2 separate regions of the Homo sapiens genome follow, and region 2 is linked to region 1. The links are chromatin loops, found by intact Hi-C in ENCODE. Cell type or tissue: A673. All regions are shown on one strand. Each heading gives the region's core, and the rest is flanking DNA. Links, peaks and the distances in the headings are about the cores only.

Evidence for each region. Peaks named below come from ENCODE experiments on the same cell type or tissue, not always from the same donor. Only the 100,000 strongest peaks of a DNase experiment are listed, where the experiment ranks them.
Region 2: a loop joins it to region 1, with 2.9 times the contacts of the local background. A loop is called at or near these places in 1 of 110 quality-filtered maps.

What each region holds. Positions count from the first base shown.
Region 1 is chr17:11,326,891-11,335,222 of GRCh38, forward strand. All of the region lies in intron 2 of SHISA6 (shisa family member 6), which reads left to right. Among named protein-coding and RNA genes, the nearest start is that of SHISA6, 90 kb to the left of the region's middle. In A673, for the core only: no CTCF peak of the experiment used is centred there; a DNase peak (open chromatin) is centred at 4,261; H3K4me3 peaks cover 719 bases; H3K27ac peaks cover 2,900 bases.
Region 2 is chr17:11,492,622-11,500,953 of GRCh38, forward strand. The region is part of intron 3 of SHISA6 (shisa family member 6); the gene reads left to right. Among named protein-coding and RNA genes, the nearest start is that of DNAH9, 100 kb to the right of the region's middle. RefSeq lists an enhancer at 1,205-1,742. In A673, for the core only: no CTCF peak of the experiment used is centred there; DNase peaks (open chromatin) are centred at 1,500 and 3,180; H3K27ac peaks cover 3,396 bases.

The DNA.
Region 1 (8,332 bases), core at 328-8,327:
GCAGCAACGTAGGACTTCAGGGAAACTTCTAAGACAATGCGATTCTGAAATAGCAAATGAGGTAGTACAAAGGACATCTTTAATGTCCATTACGACCTTGCTCTTGAACTCTGTGGACATGTTAACCCTCTGGGTGGAGTGGGAGGAGCCGTAGGGTTGGAATACTCCTATAAAGTTTAAGGGAACCATCCGATAGAGACTGATGTCCAAATAAATGCTGTTGAGGATAGATGAGTCTAAAAACCTGGTGTTTGACATTTATGGTGCAGAGTCAGAGACCACAGTAACTATTTCCTCATTTCCAAATTCATCCAGGATAAAAGGATTCTTCCTAGGTCGCATACCATGAATACACATTAATCTGGAAAAACCTGACTTCTGAGTTGGTGTGATTTCAAAAGATCACCATGATGGGGTTTCTACTGCTCACTAACCAAATGACCTTGGGCAAGTCATTTCCCTTCCGCAAGGATTAGTTTTATCATCAGAGAGATGAGAGGGTGGAACCAAAATATTCTCTTGTGGTTAGCTTAGAGACGCCTTAGGACCCTTCTAAGAAAAGGAAAGAAAAGCATCTCTATCTACTTTATTGGTAAAATCTTTTCTAGTAGTGGCAGTGATAAATCCAATATAAATCCAGTAATACTGAAGGACCCAGCACTTTGGGAGGCCAAGGCGGGTGGATCACTTGAGGCCAGGAGTTCTATTCCAGACTGGCCAACAGGGCAAAACCCCGTCTCCACTAAAAATAAAAAAATTAGCCGGGTGTGGTGGTGGGTGCCTGTAATCCCAGCTACTTGGGAGGCTGAGGCAGGAGAATCGCTTGAACCTGGGAGGCAGAGGTTGCGGTGAGCCAAGACCGTGCCGCTGCACTCCAGCCTGGGCAGCAGAGTGAGGCTCCATCTCAAAACAAAACAAAACAGAACAAAACAAAAACACAAAACACTGAAGGAAAGAGGTTTAAACTGCTGACAAAAGGCAATTTAAGTTAAAGTTTCCCCATTCAGAAGCATTTTCTCTCTCTCTCTCTGTCTCTCTCTCTCTCTCTGTCTCTCTGTCTCTCTCTCTCTCATAGATACACACACACAGTTTTGTTAAATTAAAAAATGTATATATTTTTAATAAATACAAATTCATTCACTTTTTTGTGACATTTACAGTTTATTTCTTCGGCAATTACTAGTTGTGGAACCCAGCATGATCTTTTAACCCTCAATTTCTTCATCTATCAAATGGAGATACAAAAACTATGTCAAGGCAACAAATGAACTAGAAATGAGTACAGCATATTGGGTAGGAAATTGGGTCCTGGACTCGGGCCACACACATGACTGCAGGTTCTCAGCTCTGTGACCTTAGTGCAATTCCCTCCCACCTCTGTGGGCTTTGATCCCACCACCAGTAAACAGGGGCAATAAGAGAACTTTTCCCTAATGGTTGCTTTGTTTGTGGTGGGGTGATTCGGAGCCACAGCTCTGGGGCTAGCCTTGGAAGCATTCCAAGCCTCATTCTGACATTTACTGGTTGCAGAACCACAGGCAGCTTAATTAACCTTCTTGTGCCTTGGTTTCTCCATCCAAAAATGGGAATGGGAATGGTGCTTATCTTCCAGGGCTTTCTTGAGAATTAACTGAGTTAATACATCTAAAGTACTTGGAACAGTGCCTGGTATGTAGGAAACACTCAATAAATAAATTGCGTGTGTGTGTTGTTAAGTCTAATACAGTCACCAAGAGTCTTTTAACAAATATCCCAACAAAAACTACAAGTAACAAAACAGTGTTTCTCTTGTGGATCTTACATTCTGAGGAGAATGACAGACAACACACAAATGAAAAAAATAAGTATGAAGTAGGTCAGGCAGAGGAAAGTATGATGGAGAAGAAACAAAGAAAACCAGGGAAGGGGCAAATGGAGAGGGAGGAAAGGGTGCCCCTTAGATGGAGTCATCTCTAAGGAGGTGAGGTTTTCAATAAGGAGCTGAATGAAGGGAGGGAGTGTGCTGTGGGCGCATCTGCTGTGAGGCAGAGGGTGCATTGATGTAAAGGCTGCATGCTTGAATGTGCTTCTGCTGCTAATAACGATGGTGATGATGATAACAATAAATCAAAACAATGCTTTAATAAATAGTACTCAGTGGATGTTCAGGACATCCATGCAGGCACATTGACTCATCTTAGCCTGTAAGTTATTACAGTCAGCAGGTGTTAAGATTGCAATTGCCTGTATTCAAAGAGGGAATAAAGAAAAGGTGGCAGGGCTTCCTGCTTTAAATGCTGTCTGCCTAGCTAGTAGCCCTGGTGTAGCCTCTTCCAGTTTCCCATCAAGTGACCTATGAAGACAGAAAGAAGAACAGCTGCTCATGGACTGCTGAACATGGACACCGTGAGTTAAGCTGCTATCAGGATCTTGGAGAAATTTTTACTAATTCCAACGTCGTTACATCTCTATCTTAAAAATGTAAATCGACACCAAATTTGTGGAAATAATGTGCATGGGGGTAGGGTTACCATTTACTGTTATCTCGGAGACTGTCCGTGGATAAGCATAGTTTCCAGATAACTGGGCATTCATCTTCTCTCCAATTAATACATTTTTGGCCCTGCCCTTCCCAACTCTTCCCTGCAAACTCCAGAAAATAAGAAGGGGATGGGGTGAAGAGATGGGTGGCGGCACAATGCATCTTGGTGGGCAGAGTCTCCACGCGAGTAAAACATTTTAGGTAAGGGTAGAGTTTGGAAGAGCCTTGGGAACAAATATACTGGGCATTACAGCTTTCCTTATGTGGTTTTTTTAAAGAAGATCTGCAAGAACCAGTTGGAGGGGACAGGAGAAGATCCCAGCAAGGTCCAGCAGAACCAGTTGTCCTGGTCTGAATTTTTAGCCATTGTAGGGTAAAGAAAATCGACTTAATATAGGTTATGTGAAAGAGGGAAGCATTGACTCATTGTGTGTAATGTGTTCAAGCGCACCTGGATCAAGGTGCTCCAGTGATGCTTTTCTCTCTTTCTCTCTCCCTCCCTCCCTCCCTCTCCCTCCTGTCTCTCTATTTGCCTTAATTTCATTCTTGGGAAGGCTTTTCATATGAGTAGAATACGGCCATATGAACAGAATATGGCTTTCCATGTGAGTAGAATAAGGCTTTCCATATGAGTAGAATATGGCCGCCAGCAAGTCCCAACTTGCATCATCCTTACAGCTTAGTATCCCAGAGGGAAGCAAAGCCTTTCCTTATATTTCTAGCAAATGTTCCTGGGTTCTGGTTGACCTGTCTTGGATTGGCTCGTATCTGAACCGGTTTCAGTGGGATGGAGTACTCTGATTAACCAGACCATGGTCACGTGGTTGCCACCAGGGACCTGGAGGAGGGGGAGACAATCCATCTGAACCACCTGGACTGAACAGCATTCTTGTGGAAAGAGGCTGATGTGATTTACCAATGTTAGGGCTTCCAGGTAGATGAAAAGCTCACATCTGTTCCATCTGTGCTAGGTGATAGCAGGCCAAGGAAAGGGTAGAACTGACATCAAGCAAAGGCTAGTCAGCAATAAGGTTGGCAAATTGAGACTATTTTCTAAAATTCTGAGAGTAATGCTAGGGAGAGAGAGAGAGAGAGAGAGAGAGAAGATTATAGATAGGAAAGACAGGGAAAAGACTAAAATTAAACCTGTTTCTAAAGAAAATCTACAATTTTTGAGGTGTCCTAATCAAAGATGCAGACAAATCACCTTCCCTGAGCTTCCCTGGGGTCCAAGTTAAAAGGGTGCTATTCATTACAGAAAAAACGTAAGTAAAAAGATCCATGCGTGAAGCACCTTGCCAAATGAACAGCATACACGAGCAAAGAAAAAAATGTAAGTATCTAGATGTTTAAGGTAATTTAAAAATTATTGTATAGTCAGATGAATAAAATTAGGTTGGCCTTCGTCTTTGGTCTGGTATCAAGGACCAGAGACAGTGGGGAAGCGCCTGACTTTTCTGAGTGCTCGTGAGCCAGGAACCTCTTGCCAAGACAAAGTATCTCACGTATAGTGACAACATGAAGTCATTCTTGGATATATACAGTCTTGGAAACTAGCAGATTTGAAGTTCTAGCCAGCCAAAGATAACTGAAGTTAGAAATGCGAGTGGATGTTTTGCTTATAAGAACTGGCTGCATTCCTTGAGGTGAGAGTCAGATTCCCCCATCTGGGAGCCTGCAGGAGAAACATCTGCGCAGTAACTCTCCCAGGGTGATCGGCCTCTCCACGGGATGTGGAGGCGTGGCTTTCCTGTCCCAGTGGCATCCAGAAGAAGCTTAAAAGGGAGGGATTTCAAAATGCATTACCCTTCTTTATTGGCTTGACTCTGTAACTGAACATAAGACATTCCTTTGGAAAAGCTTCTTCTTCAGAGAAGTACAGGCCAAAAGAGACAACAAACAGCATTTCTCACCTGCTTCCTCTCAGTGGGAACGTTTGCTAAATGCTTAATGTAAGTTCTCACAGGTAAATTTCACCACTGAATTCTGAAGTCCAATTAAATAGGATTTACAGCTATGTCTAGAGAAAAAAATGCAAAGCCTGCTTTGTTTTTGAGAGGTATGTCTGTGGGTGATTTCTCCCTCCCTTCAGTTTTCTATTCTTATTTTTAATGACTTTTTGAATGAAAAAAATAAAAACAATGCACAGCTAAAATAGACGAGATGGCATGCATTAAACCAAATGCATGGTTTGGAGCACCCCATGCATGCACTCACAATGAAACTCCACACTCCCTTTGCTCTCTCTCTCACATACGAGCTTTCCCTATTTCTTCTCTTCTTGTCTATCTTTTTCTCTGATCCACAGCTCACATGGACAGGGCTCTCTCAAACACACACACACACACACAGCCCCCTTGGTCACTTCCTCCTTTGCATCTCCCTCTCTTTCCAGCTGCTTCTTTCATACACAAACCTCTAGTCTTGCTGTCACCTCTGGGTCTCCTCCCTCTGACCCTCCCAGCTCTGCACACAAACAGGAGCCTTCAGTGGCTGCTCTCCTCACTCTGTGGCTCTGTGTACCTTCCATTCACAGATGCTCACACTGCCGGTGGAGCGGAATCACTTCCTCTCTTCTCTGTATCCTTCAGTTCTCATCCATCTTACTCTGTCTCCCTCCCTCCCTCCCCCTCGGACTCCCCCTCTCTCTCTAAAGCACACACACTCTCCTTGATTAGTTGTGCACACTTATAACCACAGGAGTTATGGATTCAATTATCCAAGCACCACCATCCTCCCCCACCTCTCTTGAAAAGTGAAGACAAGTGAGCGTCCTAATTAAAATGTTACCCGTCTCATTGGCGCAAAGAGACAGAAGCGCCAGCGTTGGGGAAAAAAAAAAAATGGAAAGACAATAATGTGTTTACCTTCCTCAGCTGGGTGAGTCATCCGTGGGCTTTTTCTGGTTTTATAGCAGCTCTCTGCTACCCTGCGTACCATAGACTGGGGACAACTTGCTTTCTGTCCGTCCTTATGGGTAAAATTATGAATTCTTCATCTGGACACTTAAGAATAAACATGCACTGTAATCAGAGTTGGCCTGAATCCATGGGCTCCCAAAACTTTTGAAAACGCTCCTTTGTTCTTTGTCAGTCGTAAAATAAACACACCGCTGATGTGTCCCACATCCCATGATACGGGAAGGACGTGGGCCATATTTGATGAAAGGGAGAGAACCGTGAGCCTGTCTCCCTTTCGCAGGCTCAGGTTTGCTTTCTGTCTCCTTTTGTGCAGACTAGGCTCCATGGAAATTCAGCTGGGAGCCACCTCCTGCAGGTTTCCAGGCCTTTAAATTCAAGTGGATAGATTATGCCCATGCCGGGGTTGGGGAGCATCTAGATGATCAGATCTGTTGTGAACCCACTCTCATTGCTTTAGGAAACAATTCCAATAAATTAGTGGGGGGTTTTGACAGAGCAACCCGTCATGTGATATTCCACTGGAAGCCTGCCGAACCCCTGGCTCCAAAGCTTGCAGGGATGTTTGGTGTCATTGTCTCTCGGGTGGTGGTAGAAGTCAAACTGCCAGTGCGGCATCTAGAGAAGTCTGTGTCCAGATGAGATGGTGATCCAGGAGCCTGCAGAGCAGCGGGGGCCTCCCTGTGCGGTGGCTGCCAGGGGGTGACCTGCCTTTTGGTGTGCATGCCACATCTTTATCACTGTGACAAGAACACAGCAGCAATGACTTCCTCATGGTGTGGCTTGAGGAGCTGGGACTGATCGTGCATTATAAGGAATATTTAGGCCCCACTCTGTAATGTTCAGAGTGGCACAGAGGTGGGTTTCTCTGGTCCATGTGGAGAGGGAACCTGCCAGAGCCAGCGGGTTGAGAGTGTGGAACTATAAGAAATAGACTTTTGGTCTTTGTCCCTGGTTCCTGACACGGAACTCCTAAATCCTTGGAATTTTCTGAGTGATAGGAGCCCTTAGATAGCTCCAGCGTGGGGCAGTTGCCAGAAAGGCAAAGTCTTGATTACAGGCCTGGAACTTTTACCACCCCCTGCAGCCTCCAGGGACAGGACAGGAGCTGGAGCTTGAGTTAATAATCCATCAGGCTAATCTGTTGAAAACTCTATGTTCTTCTTCTTCTTCTTCTTTTTTATTTATTTTTATTTTTATTTTGAGATGGAGTCTCACTCTGTCGCCCAGGCTGGAGTGCAGTGGTGTGATTTTGGCTCACTGCAATCTCCGCCTCCCGAGGTCAAGTGATTCTCATGCCTCAGCCTCCCAAGTAGCTGGGATTACAGATGCATGCCACCATTCCCGGCTAATTTTTGTATTTTTAGTAGAGATGGGGTTTCACCATGTTGGCCAGGCTGGTCTCAAACTCCTGACCTCAGGTGGCTGGGCATGGTGGCTCATGCCTGTAGTCCCAGCACTTTAGGAGGCCAAGGAGGGTGGATCACCTGAGGTCATGAAAACTCTACAAAAACCCCTAAACAATGGAGGGTGGTATTCAGAGAGCTTCTGGTCTGGAGAGCATGTGGAGGCGCTGTGAGGATGGTACATTGGCAATTAAGTTTCTACCACCATCCAGAGAGGGCACAGAAGCTCCGTGCTCCCCACTCTCCATACATTGCCCTGTGCATCTATTCCATCTGGCTGTTCCTGGGTTTTCTCCTTTATGATAAACTGGCAACAGTCAGTAAAGTGTGTTCCTGAGTTCTGTGAGCCATTCCAGAAATTACTGAGCATGAAGATGGGGGTCATGGAAATCCCCTGTTTATAGCCAGTTCGTTCAAAGTGCAGGAGGCCTGACAACTGCAACCAGAGTCCCAAGAAGGGAGCAGTCTCTTGGGACTGAGCCTGTAAGTGCTGAGGTTTGCCCTAACTCTAGGTAGTAAATATCAGAATTGAATTGAATTCTTGAACACCCAGCTGGTGTTTGAAAGGTTGGAGAACTGGTTGATGTAAGGAAAAAAAAAATTCACCCAGTTGGTGTCAGAAGCGTTGTGAGTAAAAACAGCTTTTTGAGAGTGCTTGAGAAACAAGCCCCTGGACCTGAAAATCACTGTCTGCATTCGACTCACAGGTGGCCATCTCTCATGAACTTGGGCATGCAGGGAGCAGGGCCCCTAACAGGATACTGGTGGCTGCAACACAACTTATCTAGCTCTGCCCTCCAGGAGAGCGCTAGACATGCATGTCCAGGTTTTAGGTTTGATGCCAAAGCCAGGCTGGAGTCCTGGCCACAATGGCCTCTCCCTGAAGATGTGGGATGCCTATCGGGGGGAGGGAGACTGCCACATGATGCCAACATCACCTGTGACAAGACACTAGCATGCTCCCCTGGAAGCCCTGCCTTCGGATCAGAAAGCATCATTTCAGCCCCTGGTGCTCTGAGAAGGTGTGGATGGAATACTGGCCTTGGCACAGCTGCCTGTAGGATCTTTAAACTGTGGACACCTGGAATTCAGCCCCACGGAAGACCCTCTGCAGTATCATGTAGCTTGTCCCACTGGAGGGTGTGTTATAGGGCCACCCATTCCCATCCCCGTGGTGCATGATTTGCCAGGCACTTCTGGCTTGCACCTGCACGAGGCTGGGCAAAACCCAGAGACACTGAGGCAGAGATACCTGAGACACTTGATGTGGGAGGCTGGCAACTTATTCAGTGGCTATTGACAGGTGGCACTTCAACATCTTTTCGTAGGACACGTGGAAGAATGTGCCCTTTGCTTCTTAGAAACAATGACAGTTTTATAACTCAGGGATACAGAGGTGAATACAGAGCTTTCTCCTGTCACAAAGATACTCGCAACCCATAGCCTTGGCGGTTGCACAGATCTGCCCAGCTCTCTGCTGGAAGACT
Region 2 (8,332 bases), core at 30-8,029, 170 kb after region 1:
GTGAACACTTATGTCTCCTCTCTACCCCTTCCTCCTTGCACGCACTACTGTGTGCATCAAGTGTTGGCATCCTGATGGTAGGTTAAGGCAACTGCAACCTCCTCCCTGAAGCCCAGTGCCCTGCATGCACCACTCCTGAACTCAGACCCTAGCACAGGCTCTCTTCATGCTCAAGAAGTCTTAGGGTTCCCAAGCCCCAATCCCCACTTCTCCTCCCTCTCATCATGTTGCTTGTTTACTGTCCCACACAGTACACTTTCTTCACAGGCTTCTGCTCCTCTCTTCCCCTCCCCTGTCCCACAGTCTGTCTGTCCTGCCAGCCTGGATCACAGAATCTCAGCGTCAGTAGCAAGGGAACTTGGAGATTGGCCATTTGTCACTAGGTGTCTTCTTGCAGGTGGGGAACCATTCCCTGATCGCCTCAACACTAACATTTATCCAACTTTTCCATGGAGATAAGGAATGTTCTGGCTAATGTTTTGGCTAATGATTGCTGTGAGTCCAGAGGACCTCCCTCATTTATATAGCAGGACCACCTCCTGACAACTGTGACCACTTAGCCAAATAGGACTCCTAAAAGGAAATAATGCAACTCCTTTTTTTTTCTTTTCTTTTTTTCTGTTTGAGACAGAGTCTCGCTCTGTCACCCAGGCTGGAGTGCAGTGGTGCCATCTCAGCTCACTGCAGTATCCACCACGGAGTTCAAGCAATTCTCCTGCCTCAGTCTCTGGAGTAGCTGGGATTACAGGTGCATGCCACCACGCTCAGCTAATTTTTGTATTTTTAGTAGAGACAGGGTTTCATTATGTTGGTCAGGCTGGTCTCGAACTCCTGATGTCAAGTAATCCGCCCACCTCGACCTCCCAAAGCTCTGGGATTACAGGCATGAGCCACTGTGCCAGGCCAATAATGCAACTCCTACTTGTTTTTTGGTACCATGTGGATACACGCGTGCGCGCGCACACACACACACACATACACACACCATCTACCAAAACCTTTGTGAGTCTCCTCTGGACCCTTCAGCAGAGTTGCCAGGCCCAAGGGGTACCGTATACAAGGCATCAAAGAACGAGAGCCATTTGGGGATTCCCAGCCTCAGCAACCTCAGAGCCCCTGGGCTTCTCTTCCAACTCTACAGAGCTGACAAGGGTAGGGGTCTCCTTGGAAACCCTGGCATTTTGACTCCTGTCGGATGGATAGAATGGAAAAGGAAATGTTTTGTGTACAATTTGTACACGCACAAAGTCATTTTAAAATGAAAACTCTAACTAAATTCTGTTCTCCCTTCTATTTTTTTTTTGACTTGTTCTTTCTTTATACTAATCTCTCATTTGAGTCAAAAATTATTTCACTGGAGAGGTGGTGATTAAATCTGATAATTAGGAGAAATACCAATTAAGTCAGGCTCTGCAAGCATAAGGCAGTCCTCATTCACATTGTTATTTGAGACTGTGGCTTAGCAGGGGGCTTCTGTGTCTTCCCAGCAGGCTCCCAGTCCATATGCTCAGCAGGACTCAGGGACTTATCTCAGGCAGAGCCAAACAGGGATAGGAGCAGAGGGTTTTCCTCCCCACCCCAGCTTCCCTGATAGCCCCCTCATCCCTGCCACTCTCTTCCTATTTCATTAGCATCCCCTGCCTTAAAGACTCTCATCTGCCCCAGCTCTCCTCTGCTGTTAATGTCCTTGGCCCAGACCTCTTCCCACATGTGGCTTGCTGCCCGAACCTAGCCCTCCATTCCCTGGTCTCTGTTTTCTGAATTGTTTGTTACTTATCACCTAGGGTGCTCAGAGGTGTAATGTGCTATTATATTAGCTAAAAGTGAATGTCCTCCGCAGTGCACCTCTGCACACCCACAGAACTTCCAGTGAACAGGGAGCCTCAGAAAGGGATTGTGAAAACAGTTGCACCAAGTCTAGGGACCTCTTGCATTAGAACTCCTAGGGTTAATTCCCCAAAATAACAGGGAGTTTATCTGGAATAGAGTGAAAACATAACAGAACTGAGGAAAGATAGGGCTTTAAAATTAGGCTGGAGCCATCAGGGGAAAGCTCTTGGCTGCCAGGCTGAGGAGTTTCTGCTTATTTTGGAAGGAAATTGTTGGAGGGACATGGACAAAGCTACCCAGGTGATGGGTTAACCCGGTGACAGTGCCAGGCTCGATTCCTCAGGTGGAGCAGTTCTCAATGTTGGCTGTGCATTAGAATCGCCTGGGAAGCTTTTAAAATTCAGTTCCCAGGTTGAATCCTGGACCAATTACATCAAAATGTCTGGAGTCGGGAGCCAGCCATTAATATTGTTCAAACTGCCCATCACAGTACAGCCAAACAGGACCACGAGCCTGAGGATGACCTACCTCCTGATGACAATGGCCGACCAGGCTACATCCGCCCAGTCATGTGGGGTTTCCTGAGACATGGGACTTCCAGGGCAAAAACCAGGAAAGGCCTGAGCAAGGTGGAATAAGCTGATCATCCTGCCCCAGTAGATTTCTCAGAGCTCTATCTGGGATAGACCCAAACCTCGGGGTGAAAGCATCTTGCCCACTGCCAACTCTTTGGTGTCTATTCATCAAACAGCCTGAGCCCTAGAGTTGGAGAGACCCAGGCTCCACTACGTAGCTGCTGTGTGACTTTGGGCAAGCTGACTGCTCCACCTAGCACTGCTCTGTTTTTTCCTCTCTCCTTCCTTCTCACCTTTCCTGGGGTTCATAGACTAAGCTGCATTTGTGGGCTGTGTTCTCTAGCATGGGGGCCAGATGAAAACAAGTCCACAGAAGCCAAAAGAACTGGGGACACTGGACAGGTGACCAGGGGAGAGGGAGGGAAGAGGAGGCCAGCCCATGCAGAGGGGCATGGCTGGCCCAGGTGTGCTCTGAGCACACATGTGCTCCTTCTGTTTGTTGCAATGCTGGCTGGCAGAATTTTGCAAAGACAAGCCCTGTGTCCAGGGTTTCTTTCAAGGTTCCTCTTAGGGTGGCTGCCTACCAGTCCATCCCCTAGATATGTCCCAGCCTGGCAGTGACATGAAAACAGTCAGACTGCAAGGATGCAAGGCATCTTCCTGCTGTTCCTGAAACAGGCCGGCCACCCTGCCATCCCTCTGAGAACTAAGTGGGCGTGCTAGCTCATATATTATGGGCTAACATTCTGTAGGTCCCCTTAGTTTCAAACCATCAGGGAGTTGATTTATCTATGGAATGTGTAACAGTTGTGCTGTTTTGGCTGCAGGCCAGACTTCTAAATCACACAGTTAGAAGCTGAGGGAAAGAAGCGTCAATTATCCAGGCTGTCTGCATCTGGAGAAGTCCCAAAATGACCTCTCCCAGAGCAGTTCTTTCTTGTCTGGCCCATCCTTCTATTTATCCATTCATCCATCCATCCATCCATCCATCCATCCATCCATCCATCACACAACAGATTAATGATGGCCTACTCTGTACCAGACACAATACGGTGCCTGCTGTCTTAGTACCCAGAGTCTACTTGCAACTACACTTGAGATTTGCCAGGTGTAATCTCCTAGGAACCAGTGGGGCCTCCCCATTAGTCAAACAAGGGTGTCCAACCTGGTGAGATTTCCAGGTCCACAGGAGAGTGTTCATTCTCTCACATGGTTTTCCTCCAACCAATTTTCTGCCTCCCAAAACTTCTTTAACACCCTTCCATCCACCACAGGTGAGACTTCAAAGCAAACTCTCCAAGTGCTGCCATCTTGATTAAAATTTACTGTAGGCTAAAAATAACACGGTGGGCTGAAAGAGATGTTAGAAACTGTGAAGCTTAGGGTTTACAGTGCCTACAAGGGCTAGGCATAGAACGGGATAGAAGTGGGGGCCGGGTACGGTGGCTCACGCCTGTAATCCCAACACTTTGGGAGGCTGAGGCGGGTGAATCACGAGGTCAGGAGTTCGAGACCAGCCTGGCCAACATGGTGAAACCCCATCTCTACTAAAAATACAAAAAATTAGCTGGGCCTGGTGGCAGGCGCCTGTAATCCCAGCTACTCGGGAGGCTGAGGCAGGAGAATCACTTGAACCTGGGAGGCGGAGGTTGCAGTGAGCCAAGATCGCGCCACTGCAATCTAGCCCAGGTGACAGTGCGAGACTCCATCTCAAAAAAAAAGAAAAAAAAAAAAAAGAATGGGATAGAAGTGGGATAGGTAGGAAACAATGAGAAGTGGTGGGCACTGTGGCAAACTGGAAAGCACGGCCCCAGCTAAAGGAGCCAATTATTGAGATTCCTGCAAACATTTCCATGTGGGAATGCAGATCCTATGTGACTACATTTTTTCATTTTTCAAGAGAAGATAGGAATCCAGATTTCACACAGATTTTCCCAAGTTTTAAAACAATGGCAGCCAAAGAAATCCCTTTGCAGACCAGATTCAGTTTGCATGCTGCCTCCCATAAGTTTGGACACTGAGCTACACACTGTAGTGGGGGGACCCCCAGAACCATGTCCTGGGCCCCTGTAGATTCTCTCCTGAGGACCAGCTCTGCTAGGAGACACCCTGAAGCCTTGACCTGGGGAAAGGAGAAGACAAGACAGTGTCATGGGCCAAATAAATGGATGAGGAATGAGGAACCTGCAATCATGGGGGACCAGCCTGGCTTGTGTTCTGAGATTGCTTCTAGAAATTCTGGTGTCTCCGCTATCATTTTCAAGTGCCGTGATTTTCATCAAACCTGGGGGAGGGAAGGGAAGTGATCTGATTTATGGGTTAAAATAATCACTCTGACTGCTGTGAGGAGAAAGAGGGGCTGTGGCAGGATCCAGTTGAAAACGGGAGGACCACTGAATAGACTACTACAACCATCCAAGCACAAGACACTGGCTGTGGTTAAAGGGCATCAGTCATGGGGTCTGAGACCGTGTTGAGAATGAGAAAGGCCTCCCTCCTCGACACTTTAGACGAATGTTCTTGAACACAGCAATGAGAAATGCCACTTCAGGGATCAATCATACCCTAGCAAACATTTGTTCAAAATCTTTTCCTTGACCCCAAAGCTGGCCATAAATTGTCACCAGTCTTGTTTCCCACAACCTTGGGCTCTCCATACATGGGTTAAGCTTCTCACTCCTCATAAGATCTTTCCAGCAGCCACCTTTATTTCCATTCCTTCTGCCTCTAAGGGCTTCCTCCTGGCCTTCTCTGTCTCTCGCATCCTACGACATCCATTCCTCAATACTGGCTCAGACACCTCCTCACCCCCCAGGCTTGCAGAGCACTCCATTTGAGTTGTTAAAGCCCATTCCTCTCTTGCTGATTGACAGTACAAGTCATGGCTATACCTACTCCTGGCTTGGAGGTGAGACCTTGAGAGCAGGTATTGGGTTCTCTTTCTTTATATATTCATCCCCCAGCTCCCAGTAAGTGCTTAATAAATACAGTGTTTTTGGAAGAAAGAGAAGAAAGGAGTGGGAACTGGGGGAATGTTAATTAGTTCTAGCTTAGAAGCTCATTGCTCTTCCTCTTCCTGTTTTCTTCCTACCTCAATAGAATCCACAGGTGGGAGATACTGGGGAAGCAGAGGCTCTCAGGATAAACAGGGATGTTGTCTCCATGATTAAGACTCAGTTCAAGGGAAAGTCCTTTGTAGAGTGTTCACTCCTGATGTATCTTGCACCTTCCCTGAGCTAGTCCTTCCTCCTCCTCCATCCCCAAACATCTTGGACACATCCATATCCTACTGATCTCACACTCAGAATCATTGGTATGAGTATCTGTCTTCCTGAGGACAGAGCTTGAATCTGTCTTCTAAGATGTCCTTTAAGAGAGAAGGGAAGTAAAGAGTTACATCGAAGGAATATGAACTAGTGTTCAATAATACAGTGGGGTGACTATAGTTAATAATTTGTTGTACAGTTCAAAATAACTGGAGGAGAGGAATTGGAATGTTCCCAACATAAAAAGGGGCTGAATGTTTAAGGGGATGGACATCCCAATTGCCCTGGTTTGATCATTACACATTATGTCCATGTATCCAAATACCACATGTAACCCTCAAATATGGGCAACTGTTATATATCAATAAACAATAATAATAAAAAGAAGGGAAGTAAAGAGAAGAGAAGAAGGGGGCGGATAGGAGGAGAAGGGAAGGGCTTGGACTGTGGAGCCAGAAAGACCTGGGCTGGACTAGCAGCTCAAACGTGTAATAAAGGCTGTGGACTTGTAGGACCTACTATCCTTCTCTGAGCCTGTATCCCCATAACAACGAAGGATTTGCTTGATGATTTGGTGAGGTGATGGATAGAAAGTGCTTAGCACACAGTGCCTGGCATAGAGTCCTCACTCAGTAAGTGTTTGTTTTTGCTACTTTATTGTCATTATTATTATTAAAAGGGAAAGAGCGAGGCAGAGGTGGAAGCTGCAGTCACACCACCTTGCTGTGACAAGGGCACCTTATGAGCCTTCAGAGATTGGGCTGGGCTGCACCCTCAGCACGTGGACTGGCTTCTAAGGATGCATGATGAGCACCCAGCCCACTGAAGCTTAGCTTCTGAAAAGAAGGGCAAGGATGCAAGCCCTAGAACTACCCTGGGGCAGGAAGTTCACCAGGGCCAGAATTCAGTGCCTCACTGAATTGGGAGAGGCAAGATCTGACACTGAGATGACGGGGTGGCAGTGGCATTGCTGTCCAAGAAGCATCTTCCCTCCTCATGCAAGGCTAGCATTGAGCAGAATGACGCCACTTGGGGAGTGGACTATAAAGCACCATTATCCCCTTTCAGGACGTTTTATCCTCTATGAAGCACCTCTTCATGGAACCTCACAAACACACACACAACCTCTGCTTTCTTCCCCCACCTGTCCCACCTAAGTCTCCCATCTCAAGCCAGTGACAGGCTCCAAATATCTCTCTTCCTTAGCAAAACAACTCCCAGCTAGTTAGCACTTTAGAATAGGCTACTTTATGCTAAAGTGTTAATGGATACTAAGACTTCATGTACACTCACTCATTCAGAACTTTAATAGGGGAGCAATGCTTTACATTAGTCCCTCTTTTTTGTTTTTTATTTCTTTTAAGTAATTTGAAATCTATTCTTTTTCTTTCTTTTTTTTTTTTTTTTTGTTGTTGTTGTTGTTGTTTGAGACAGAGTCTCACTCTGTTGCCCAGGCTGGAATGCACTGGTGCAATCTCAGCTCACTGCAACCTCCGCCTTCCAGGTTCAAGTGATTCTCCTGCCTCAGCCTTCTGAGTGGCTAAGATTACAGGTGTGTGCCACCACACCCAGCTAATTTTTGTATTCCTAGTAAAGATGGGGTTTCACCTTATTACCCAGGCTGATCTCAAATTCCTGGCCTCAAGTGATCCACCTGCCTTGGCCTCCCAAACTGCTGGAATTACAGGTATGAGCCATCGTGCCTGGCCTTGTCCCTCTTAAATAATGGCTATGAGCATCAGCCTGTGGAGCCTGAGACCAAAGCAGACAGTTGGGCAGGGACCCAGGCAGAGGCCAGAGATGAGAAAAGACATGGAGTGAAGAGAATTCAGACGGGCACACCCTGGCCAAGGGAATCTGACCTCCTGCCATATGTATGCACTCCTTCCCTGCTGCTCTCCATCCTCAGTCTCCTCACAGATTGCATTCTGATATGGCCTGGAAGCCCCTTCTCACTTACGGGAGGTGTCAGAAGAGGCAGTTTGGAAAAGCAGCGTCGTGGTGCCCCAGAATGTTTAGAGATGGAAGCCAGATTATGAGGTTGCACAACTCCAATGATGCCCTTCCCATTGCAGTCTCTGTAAATGGTGCCACCTGCCTGCAAAAGTGCTGTGCATGGCCTGTGTACTCATATAAAGCTGCCCTGGATGGAAGAGGTCTTGGAATACTGGTCAACTTCTCAATTTTGTAGGTGAGGAAACTGAGGCGCAGGAGTGAACTGACTTGCTCAAGGTTCCATGGTAGTGTCAAGTGGGGACCTCCAGTCCAGGCCACGTTTTAAACCATAGTTTTCCTGGTTTGTTCAAAAGGCCAAGATACATCCATAGAGAAAGCAATCTCCGCTAACAAATACGGTAGCCACTAGGAACATGTGGCTGTTTAAATTTAAATTAATTCAAATGAAATCCCATTAAAAATTCATTTTCTGAGTTGCATCAGCCACATTTTGAGTAGTCAGTAGCTACCTGTGGTTGGTGGCTGGTGTGTTGCAATTCCCATCATCTCAGAAAGTGCTATTGGACATAGATGGATTATGGATTATACTTGGGTCTACAGGGAAACTGGAAGGCAAGGCAGAAAGGTTGTTTTTTCCCAAAGCATAGTGTGCCAGGTACTGTGGTAAGCACTTTGCATGTAGGACCCCATTCAGTCTTTACAAGT